Regions from separate parts of the Mus musculus genome. Here region 2 is linked to region 1. The links are chromatin contacts, found by Hi-C or POLR2A ChIA-PET in ENCODE. All regions are on one chromosome and are shown on one strand. The core of a region is the stretch at or near the end of the contact, and the rest is flanking DNA. Distances in the headings are between cores, read along the strand shown. Region 1 overlaps Nyap2 (neuronal tyrosine-phophorylated phosphoinositide 3-kinase adaptor 2). Region 2 has its middle 390 kb from the start of Mir6344.

The links. A loop is a pair of places that touch in the nucleus more often than their neighbours do. ChIA-PET counts read pairs that join two places held with the same protein, here RNA polymerase II (POLR2A).
Region 2: a loop to region 1 is called in a map of Patski, with 3 times the contacts of the local background. The contact joins two enhancer-like sites. A Hi-C loop is called at or near these places in 1 of 37 maps with a recorded cell type or tissue (Patski). POLR2A ChIA-PET finds 5 or more read pairs at or near these places in 1 of 5 experiments (Patski).

What each region holds. Positions count from the first base shown.
Region 1 is chr1:81,312,987-81,318,910 of GRCm38, forward strand. All of the region lies in intron 6 of Nyap2 (neuronal tyrosine-phophorylated phosphoinositide 3-kinase adaptor 2), which reads left to right. Among named protein-coding and RNA genes, the nearest start is that of Nyap2, 240 kb to the left of the region's middle. Within about 2 kb of position 3,813, at least 1 of the 3 ENCODE cell types and tissues checked has a DNase peak (open chromatin) inside an H3K27ac peak, as active enhancers do.
Region 2 is chr1:81,741,950-81,747,873 of GRCm38, forward strand. It overlaps the pseudogene Gm5530. Among named protein-coding and RNA genes, the nearest start is that of Mir6344, 390 kb to the right of the region's middle. Within about 2 kb of position 2,820, at least 1 of the 3 ENCODE cell types and tissues checked has a DNase peak (open chromatin) inside an H3K27ac peak, as active enhancers do.

The DNA.
Region 1 (5,924 bases), core at 2,563-5,062:
TTTACATTAGAGTTCCACATAATCTTTCATAGCCAATTTTTTATATATATGATTTTGAATATTATCTTACTTTAACTAAACTTTAAGTTTACTTAAACTTGCTTTAAATGACTTGCTTTAGGCTCAATTTTGACAACAATGCATAATATTTCTTATACTTTGGAAGATAAAAGTTGGTCTGTTCCTCCAAGCTTGTCTCTGGAAATGAATTATATTTGTACTGAGCATGAATGACCACAAACTTGTATATTTTAATTTATCTTTAACAGTTTAAAACAAATTGGTTTCTTTTTCCTTTCCTTTCCTTTCCTTTCCTTTCCTTTCCTTTCCTTTCCTTTCCTTTCCTTTCCTTTCCTTTCCTTTCCTTTCCTTTCCTCTCCTCTCCTCTCCTCTCCTCTCCTCTCCTCTCCTCTCCTCTCCTCTCCTCTCCTCTCCTCTCCTCTCCTCTCCTCTCCTCTCCTCTCCTCTCCTCTCCTCTCCTCTTTTTTCCTTTTCTTTTTCTATTGTTTTTTTGAGACAGGATTTCTCTGTATAGCTCTGGCTGTCCTGGAACTCACTCTGTAGACCAGGCTGGTCTCGAACTCAGAAATCCACCTGCCTCTGCCTCCCAAGTGCTGGGATTAAAAGCGTGCAAAAGCGTGCACCACCACTGTCCAGCAAAAGTTGGTTTCTTTGATGAGATTAGGATTTTGTGCTTTTATCCCTGTTAAATTTGTGTCTTAATAATTCACAATTTTGAATTAACAATCTGTTAGTATCAAAATAAATTCCAAATCATAAATACGGTCCACAGAAAGAGTAGGAGCCTCATTTTTGAGATCTTTTTACAATATACTTTTACAAAAACTATTACAGATTTTTTTTTATTACTCACTTTCTCCAAGTTAAATCTCTATAAAAACAGCAAAGAGAACATTGGGAATTTATAAACATTAATCATCAAATATATGTTACACAGACCTTGTTCATGGTTTTCTGCTCATTTGTTATTTATCATTCTCTGGACCAATATGATCATACTATATGCTAATCTAAAGTATCTTGAAGGTGTGCTGCTACCCCTATAATATAGGGAACATAAAATAAGCCATTATGGAGACCTGATGTTGCCTCTTTAGTTAAAAAAGGGGGGAAGACGATAGTAATTAGAGGAACACCATGTGATAGTCTTAACCAAGATGTCAGTAAAGTCACATGGCATGCTTCTATCCTGATGTCACCAGGCAAGAGGGTGGCAAGCCACATGGCTACTAGGTCATGATCCAAGATAACAAACCATGTATCTCAAAAGTCAGCACATCCAGCAAATTCCCTTTTCTGGAAAGACAGGTGAATCAGTCTTACAAACATGGATTATTATAGCAAATTAAAATTATCTACAATTTTTTTTTAAAATCACACTCAATGAAGTTACAAATCCAAACAAAAAACAAAAAAACAAAACAACAACAACAACAACAAAAACCAAAAACCCAGAAAGTTAAAATTTTGACAAATGCTTTAGAGACAGCAAACAAAAACAAGAAAAAAGTGGAGGAAATTTAGAGAGTTAAACAGCTTGTCTTTTGTAACCTCTGTATGAAATAGGTTACTTCTTAGTTGTTTTCCACTGCAAAAATATCTTTCCCAGGGTGATTCTGATTTTCTGCATTTTTGCCCGTTGTGAAGTCAGGTGGCTGGCTTCTGGTCTCAGGATAGAGACTTTGGAGGAGTCTTTGAAACAAGCATGTTTGGGTCTGGGACAAATTGACCAAATTCCACCTTCAGAGTTAGCCTTCTCAATAAAGTAGGATAGCATAAAACAATGTTTTAATATCATTCTTACCCCAAAGGCATTTGAATCTCTTTAAGACTGAACCCAGTGATCTACATACCCATAACAATTTATGTGTATCTATAGATGAGAGCAGAGAATCTGTAATGCTTTAGCCTACAAAGTGGGATGCTGCCCTTATATAGGGACAGAAGTGATTTCCATAGTCAACTGCAAAAGCTGGGAAATGTAATCTCTCAGCAGAAAGCCACTGGAATCAGGGATCACCTCGTAAAACTGCTTTTACCAGTTTGAGTACTTGAGATGGAGTTCACAGAACCCACATATAGCAGGATGTACAGTGTGAGGATCTGTAGTCTCAGACTTCCTATGAAGAGACAGGAGGAACAGAAAGAAGAGACCCTTAAACCTCTTGAGCCAGGTAGCCTGAAATATGCAGTGAAGAGACTGCATCTCCCTTCCAAATACAAATCAGCTCTGACCCTGTGCACCTTGTAAAATCAGACAGGATAGAAAGAGTCAAGGTGTTATGGTCATAGACTTAACCCTGACTCAAACAAGATGGAAGATGCAGATCAACAACTGAATTTACCCTATGATCCCTATACATAGGCCATGGTATGAGTGAGCCCACATTCACATACATGAATATGTACATATACATATATGGACACACATATATACAAACATTATACATACCCATGCCTTAAAGTATATTTTTAAAGTAATTGAAAATAGGAACTGAAGAGATAGCTCAGCAGGTAAGAATCGATAGTGCTTCTGCACTGGACCCAAGTACAGTTGTCAGTGCCCACTTCAGATGGGTCACAAATGCCTGTAACTGCAGCCTCATGGGGACGGAATGCCTCTGACCTCTGTGGACACCTACACTCACGTGAACTGACCCACAGACATACAGAAACCCATACACATAATTAAAAATAATATAAACAAATCTTTAAAAAGATGAAAACAACAGAAATTAGGATAAAGAAGTCTAAGATGGAAATAAAAACATCAAGCTGCCTTTGTATTAATGATAAAAAGACATGGTAATAATTAATTATGTTCAAATTTCCACTGACAAGAGGAAAGAATATAAGCTGTTACTCCATTTTCTAGTTATATGCCTAGAAAAGGGTGAAGAGCCAAATGTTTAGATGAAACCATTCAATCCCTGTCACTGAAATGCCCTCTGAGGAGAGGGGTTTGTATAAAACCTCAGAGAGCGCCAGGGACCTGCCTTCATGAGACAATGATGACAGCACATTCACATGAAGACGTTGTCCCAGCGTGTGTACATAGCATTGCTGGTCCCCACTGTGAGATTTTCTGAACAAAATTGATCAACTCCTCTACCTAAGCCACAGTTGCTGTGACCCTGTCTCCCTGGCTTTGACCACGTACAAATAAATAAAGGAACAGAGACTGCTTTCCCTCTTAATAGCAGTCAGGTTGGACTAGAAGAAACGGGCACATGATGGTCTAAATGGCAATTTTATTAGATTTCGAGAAAACTTCGGAATAGTTCAGAAGGCGAGGTCATTGAACCTTTTATCGGAGGACCTTTAAAACTGTGATAGATTTTCAGAGGTAAAAATGACATCAGTGGGCTTCTTCCTGGCCAGTGGAAAGGGTAGCCGTGGGCTTTTCGACCTTTGTAACTTGGGTCTGTAGGAGATCCTAAACACTAAATACTCTTATTTACACACAGGCAAATGTTGACTGTTGTGAGAATGTGTATATTCTAGAACACCAGATAGGCGATTGTTCTAGGGGAGCAAGACGGGTTCTAGGGCCAAAAGGCACATGTGGCGTGAAAGCATTTGAAAGGGGTCTACCAGACTGGGACGAACCCAGGGGGAGGATGCGGGTAAGTAGAAGAGACCAGAGAGAGACGCAACAGAAGCAAATTTTGTTTGATAAATGACAACTTACTGTACATGAATATTTGATATGCTAATAAACATGTTTTAATGTCCACACCATTTGCATGGTTTTGTGCTGCCACAAGGGGGCAGTATTGCCTCAGCGTTTCCTCCTTACTGTCAGCTTTTTCTCCTAAAACCCTGCAGTAGATTTCTCAGCACTTGCTTAGGAAGCAGCAAGCAGTAATTTATCTTGTATTCTGTGTTGCAGAACAACAGGGATCTGGCTAAAGACCAGCACTTCTAAAATTTCTTTGTAACCATATATATAATGACCGTGGGTCTTTTATGTGTCAGTGAAAAATGCCACTTTTAGGAGGTGTGGGCCTCACCATAGCCTCGTGTGAATCAAACACATGGCCTTTTCAGTAATAGGATTTCAGGACTAACGAGGGAGTATTAGACCTGCAGGAGAGTCAGGAAGCTGAGGTTCCTTTGAGAATTGAAAGACTCCCCTGGCTCTCCAGCAGCTGGGCGGGAGGATGAAAGACCAAAGACATCTTTAGCCTTCTCTGTAGTCACGACCAGCAGCTCTGTCTCCATTTTGTGTTGAGTAGGAGGACAAGCAGCCTGCCTTCCCTGGTTCAGCTGGCTTGCAGAAGGATGCTCTGGCAGGTTTGTCACATGGGGTGCAGAGAGCCCCTTCATAGCAGAGGGAGTCAGGTGAAGCTACAGAGCCTAGGATCTAATTCTCCAGAGTGAGGTCGAAGAGATTTTCAGTAATTAACTGTCTATTCTGGGAGCTGCTGGGTAGTGCCAAGGAAGGATAAAACTAAGCCTTCCTTTCCCCTGGGGGAACTAGATGAGAAGACTGCGGCTCTCAAAGAGAGGCCAACTCACAAGGTTTGGGGCACTGAGTCCAGATTCACTCAGTGTTTGAGTGCTGAACATGTGCGTTTAAAGTGTCTTCTGAGAAGTCATGCTAAGAAGGGCTGTATACCCCTGTGTCGTCAAATGAAATAACTTGATGTCAACGTAAAACAGTGAGCACCTGTTATCTAACACACCTGTCTGGAGTGTTTGTTTCCCTTTGTCTAAAGCATAGCTAGCCTGTGGGAAGGGATATTGCTTGGGGAGTAAATGACAGGAAGTGTTTGCATTCATCTGTGCCCCCTTGAGACTGGGACCAGTCTCCATGAAAAGGGAAGGGGTGTGTTATGTTGTGACTCTGATTAGCTGGGGGAAATTCGGGACCTGTAATGTGACTTAAGCAGCAGATGCTCTCCATCGACCAGTGACCACAACCTCTCTGAGCCTTTCTCTTTGGGTTATCTGATTCCAGAAAGACCCTCAGAATTTGCTGTTAGTCAGTGGAAAACTGGACCATATGCTTGATGCCATGGGCCAAATCTGGTCTACTTTCTGGTCTTCTAGGAACAGTGCATTGGTAGAGAAGCTAAAGTTATATTTGGTCAGCGTAGAGTATGGGAATTTCTTGATACTGAGCATAGGAGAGTCATCAGAATTCAGGGAATTAAAAACTACTTTAATGTGGGAAGAGGTATACTTTAGTTCTTCACATAAGGCGAGTGCTCTAACATGACATGACAGCCCCCACCCATAGTGGCTATCACTTGGAAGTCATAACTCTAATAACATACTGATTGTAGAACCAATGGTGTTTTAGGTGAGGAGCAGTCTCAGTTGTATATATTACCATAAAGGAATGAAGTGTCTTTTAATTCAAAAGGAGAGTTAGCATTAATCCACAATTCTCATTGTTGAAACTTCAAAAGGATTTGCCTTCCCCCACAACCCATGTGCAGTAGCCAGTAATCTCCATACTTTGTTTGCTGACAGTGACAACATCTCCATTGCTGTGTTAAAAATTCAGAACAAATTGTGACCCCCATCTTTGGAGGTTGAGTTCTTTTCCATTCTTTTCTAAAATTTCATGGGAAAATGTCACCCTTCCCGTACACACTACATAGTATTTTATGTAGCAGTGAAAACAAACAAAAAAATGAAGATGTTTATTTCTTTCCTGAACTTATATTCTTTGTGAGTTAGATGGTAAGATATGGAACAGAAGCTGAAGGAGCCAATGGGCACCCCAGCTGGGAGATTCTAAGTTAGGAAAGCTGCTACTCCTCAGGTTCTGCGATTAGATATGAAAGTGCAGATGTGCAGTCTCTAGGCTTTATCCTGTTGCAATTATCCCATAGCTGAGTTCCCTGGACAAATTATTTAACCTCTGACTCAGGAGCCCTGTCAGAAAAATG
Region 2 (5,924 bases), core at 1,570-4,069, 430 kb after region 1:
GTCGTCCTTAAACCTCAAGAACTCTCAGGGAGCTACTACCATGCTCCTGATCTTTGTTCCTCGTTTCCAGTTCTTTCAAAAAACGTGAAATCTATGAGGAAACAAGCACCAAGCATCACAGCTTTCATCTTCACATCCAGGTCTAGCGGGAACTGGACCCCAAAATTGTCTGCATCCGTGAAGGCCTCTCTCACAAAACCAGACCACTGCTTAGAAATTTTGCCAACTACTGATTCTTCATCTAGAGATTTGAGCTCAAAGTCAATGTCGGAACAGCAGCTACACACAACACACGAACCAACAACTTTCAGAACATCCTGCTTCTTCTCATTTTGGAGAGTGAACTTGGGCAGACATGGGTGCCAGGTCTGAGTTACATAACCTACTGGCACCCCAGGAGGAGCCTGGATTTCTATCTCCTGGAGGCAGCAGGGGAAGCAGCAGTAACTGCATCTCAGAGGTCTCTCCAGAGTCATGACTTCTCGGCCCAGGTTATCCAGGATCCTCAAGGTGAAAGGTCTAGACGCCCCACGGCAGTTTCGGGTACAGCAGTCAGTATCTTCCACTGCAAAGTAAACTCTCTGCCCGAGGCTGTTCTTGATTTCATATTTGTTATTTGTTTCAAAGCCTGTTAAGACTTCCAGAAGCTCAATTTGCTGATGAACCAGAAGCTGATCAATCTGAGCTAAGTATTCCAGCCCTGGTGGACAGTTCAGTGGAGGAGGGGGGGCTGGCATCCATGGGGTCCCCCCAGGCCCACCTGGATGATTACATGCTGGCTGATTTTGGACAGGAAAGCCACTAGGGCCACCACCTGCATAACCTCCTGGTGGGACTGGGTAACCAGGTTGGGGCCCTGGATAGGGGCCCGGAGGCCCTTGGTAGCCAGCCTGGGGTATGGAGTAAGCAGCACGGTATGAAGGTCCTTGGAAAGCTGCTGGTGGATACAGAGGGGGATACCAAGCTGGCATATATGTTCTTCCGGGTGGGAGCCTCAGTTTGCTTGCTGTGGTTTTCCATGATTTAAACAGTTTCTGAGGCTTCTTCTGTTCTGAAGTCCGTGAGTCCCAATCCCTTCTAGCATAGGGTTTTACGGTTAAAAGAGAAGCCAATATTGATTTGATAAAGAAAAGAAAGCAAATGGTGACTACAGGATCCACACAAAGACACTGAGGCCTGAAGAAAAAAGGAGGCCTCATATGCATAGTAATATTCATAGTTGGAATGCCAGAGGAACAGTGGTCATCTTTCTCTCTCTCTCTCTCTCTCTCTCTCTCTCTCTCTCTCTCTCTGTATGTGTGTGTGTGTGTGTGTGTGTGTGTGTGAGAGAGAGAGAGAGAGAGAGAGGATCAAATCAAGAGCATTTTAAATTTACTTACTTAGTTAATTTGTATCATGCTATAAATGTAGTTCTGTTATCTATTATGTAGCCAGGACTAGTCTCCAATTCATGAGTATTATTCTGCCTTAGCCACCAGAGTGAATAAACGTGAATGACCACACCCAACTCTGAAAGATATTCTTATCCATTCCAAATCCCACAGCCAACTATCCTGCAAAAGGGGCCCCATTATGAAGTGATGAGACTAACCTTTTATGTGATGATTGTGTGTAAGCCAAAGATGAGAGCATATCTCCCAGACTGGGAAAACGATACTGTCATTTCCTGAGAATGTGAAGTATTGGTGAGGCACTGCATATCAGTGAGTAGAGCAGAAAACCCTTCCTAGACTTTCAGAGTTTGTAGAATAATGAACTTATCCATGAAATGCAAAGAAGAGAGCGGTAGGAAAGCCCAAGCCCTTGAACAAGACACTCCAGAAAGAATGCTCCTGCAAGAGAAGATACCTGACAGGACACTTGTAGAGTTTGATGGGTGAGAAAAGGATGGGTGTGAGAGAGATGGCTAGAAGAGGGAAGCAAGCTTGGGTAAGTAGGTCCAAGGAGTTGACTATGTAGCTTGGGAAAATTTGCTGAGGCAACTCAAAAGAGGATTTTGTTGCTAAATTTCAGATCAAGAAGAGGAACAAACCTCATGTAACCAAGTTGGCAATCAACTTAAGACAATGATGATTTTTATAATAGAATCCATATCTTGGGCACTCTATCAACCAATAATCTGATTCTGTAATTAAAACCATAAGACTCTCCAAACTCTCATTTGAAAGAATAGTAGAAGTATTAATAAATGCTGTGATATTTGACACCCTTTCATCTCTATGATGGAGCTGTAAAAATGAATCTGGATTAGAACTACCAACATTAAACTTGAGAGGACTAAGCCAGTTCATACTTTGATGGCTCTGCTTATATGGATGAAAGAAAGCCAGTTCTCATGGCACTGACTTGGCTTCTCCAGTTTCTCAGAAAGAAGAAAAAGCCAGCCTTCTGCTGAGGGTCAGGGTACTCTCAGCTGGGAAAAGCACTATGTGTTGTATTAATAAGCTCGCTATACTATTGCCTTTTCTTGCTCCTTAATGCAGGCCCAACAAAACATTTCCTTGAAGTGTACTACCTCTGAAAGTATATGTGGAGACAAACTACTGCGCAGCTGAAGCATTTTCCCCCAAAGCCCACCGCCTACAAAAGTCACCGCACTTCCTTCACTGGGAGCGAGTCTGTTAGTAGCATTCTCAGGACAAATAAATGAGGGCAGGTGTAAATTGAAGGAGAGTAACACCTGTCCCTGCATCTGGCCAACAGACCTCGCTTTAATGTGCTGTCTGCTGAGAAATTGAGGCGTCTCGTATTACCCAGAGGCCTTAGTCTACACTGGAGTAGGCAGAAAGGAATTCTGTGACCAGAAGATGTGAGGCTTGGCTGGCTGCCAAGAACAATAACGAGCAGTACAAAAGGAAAAGGTTTGTAGAGACAAAAGCACTCTATCACAGAGCAACCCATAGCTTTGCTGTTTGAAGTAATGAACCCCCCAAACGAAAGACCCAACTGGATTAACAGCAGGCTGCTCCCCTTTTACCTTCTAACACTGCCCTGGCTGGTAACTTCCTGTTGACACCAGAATGAAGGGAGTTCTTGTGCCAACAGCAAGCAGTGTCTCCATTTGGGGACTTTCTGGCTGGTCACAGAAAAGCAACTTGGAAGATTTATGCCCCCATTTGCTTTCCATCCATTTTTTTTCCATTAAAGGGGGGAATTTAGAGCAAAGTTACCCATGTAACTCCAACCCAGTGCTGGAGAAGTCTTCGCTGACTTGCAAAATATCAGCAGAATCTTGTGCCCAGTAGGAACAGAGGTAAAGTCCATAAAACTTGTGTGCAGTTCATTCCACGTTGTATCAAGCAGTGGCTTTACCCCCACAGAGCATACCTAAGTTCAAATAATTCGAACAAGTACAAACAGAGGACATGCTATTCCCAAGTGGGCAAAGTTTATAAACTCCTAGCGGAGGGAGGTGCTTAAGGAATACACAGTCACAGAGAAACTACCGAAGCCATCGGGAGAAATAGAAATCATAGATAGGCTAGAATTTATAGAGAAAATAGCTTCTACAAGTCGTAAGCCACAGGTCCTGAGTGTCTTTAGGATGGCTGAGAGTGAGATCAGGCTTACACGCTTCATGCAACACGTGGTATCTGCAGGCCAAGAACACAGCAGGGTTTTTTCTCTCTTGAGCATTGTAACCAGAGACAAAGCCAACCCAGTCCCAACCAAGGCATGGATAAAGGGCAATAATATGGGAAAGGTACCAGCAGATTAAAACTCCCAGTGAGCCTAACCGATTGAAATGGAGCTGAGATGCAGTGAAGGGTGGCTCAATAAGCCCCCCCCCAGTGAAGCTTCAGACAGTCCCTGCAGGGGCGAGTGGAAGGGTCAGCGAAGCAGGAAGTATGGTTGTGAGAGAGCTCCAGCACCAAGCTTTTTCCTCCCCGACTTTGGCCGGATGTGGGTTCTGAACTATCCCAGATGGAATTTATTGGGTCAACAGTATGTGAAATGAGGAGTCCTGAGCCTAAGGAGGAAGCAAACACCCTAGGTGTCCAGTCTCAAATATTTTGGCAGGGAATTCGGACAGAAGGGGGAAAATCATTTATTCATGGAAACCCCTCAGCGGATTATTTTTTAAATACCAAGGTATCATTTTCTGTGGTACATGCAGCGTTTTACTGTTAGCCCAAAGAGAAAAAGAAAAGAAGAAGGAAAAAAAAAAAGATCTGACTTCATAAAACCCTTACTTAATAGTTCTTGGCTTAAGGCATTAATGGCAGGGAAATGCTCATGAAAGCACATGACCATGACTCTAGCATAGTGGATTCATGTTTCAGTTTGCTTCCTGTGTAAACCACGAGAAAATATAATAATTGTAATCCTCCCCCTCCCAGGCACATGTGCACACACATGAATACAGATTCTTTATACTATTAAATGCATATTTATTCATGTTTCTCACATCTGTATCCTCCCTCCTCTACCATCCCAAGAAACCATGGAAACACACCTATGGGTCAGTAGGCCATGCCAGGAAACTTGCAGGTTGAGTGGATTCAGAAACCCTAGGACCCTGAGACCTGAGGATGGTAGGCATTTCACCTACTCCTCACCAGGTCCCTTTCATGTGACCACTGGCACCCCGTGGAGAGGATCTTCCGCAGTCAGTCACATAGGGGTAGCACCCAAGCGTCACCATATGCAGATGAGGCATTCTAACATCTCAGATCAAGCCAATAGGAAACATCTGCTTTTAGACCACTACTGACCCCAAAATGTATATAAGAACCTGACCACAAGGAATAAAGGTGTGTGAATTACTTTGTCAAAGACCTTCTGAGAGCATCTGTCATTTTAGAGCTGTAACACTTTGGGGGGAGAGAATTCTCTCCCAGAGCTTTCACCACTTGGAGTTGCCCAAGGCTACCGCAGTCACCTTCAAGACCTTGGCTGCCCCCCCTGGCCCCAGTGTGGAGTCCCAGTGTTGTACTGGTTCTGGAGCAGTGGTGAACAACTCTTTGGTAGTTTAGCTGGGCCAGAGCTCCGCAGATAGCATCCAGTACACAGACTGACACCCACCCCTTTCTCTGCTTGTTCTGGGTAACTGAAACACCCGTGCTTCAGCGCTGACACTACTGAATGAGGGGTGGGCATGCATGGTGGCTCTCACTGAGTCTGAAAATATTCCATCTTAAGTTCTACAGGCTGTTGTTGGCTTAAGAGTATGCACCCGACATATCTCATGTTATTGTCTATGTGCTCTGTCTGCCGTCAGCAGTTTACAGTCAAATAACAATTAAATCACTGAAGGCAGGATCTGTTTCCATCACTCTTAGCACTTCCCAGTATCGTTTATGTTGAGCCAGTCCCTTGCCAAGTATCAACACACTCACATGAAAAGCAGCTTTTTTTTTTTCAGACAAAATACAGAAATGTATGGTTTCTATAAGGCTTAAAGAAGCACAAATTTTCAATGGATATTCATATTTTATTTTATTTATGAGTTGGAGAATTCATGTGAGATCTGATCTACCCCTAGTGTTTCTTTACCGTGGAGAAGCCATATTGTAATTCCAAAATTACACTGGAAGTCAACTGCTTGAAGTACCAAACCCAAACCGTTCCTGTCTGCCATCACATACATAAAATGATGTTTTCTGAGAAGGCAGAAGACTGGCAGGAAACATAATCTTCACTTAGTCCCAAACTTAGATTTTTCTTTCCTTGGGAGCAATATTTCATGACTTGTTCACTTCCAGTGTGTTTTGGAAAGTAAAGATTTTGTGTCAGACGATTGTCAGCCATTACAAATTGCTTATCTGTCATATGGTGTAGGCTGTCTATCCAAAGCAAATGTAATTTACTGGGAGACCCAAGATGCCTGCAAAATGTTCAGAACATCTTTCGTAAACTATTGTCAAAAGTGCTATTCATTAAGTCTAAATTTCTTCTCTACACACCAGAAACCAATAGGTAGG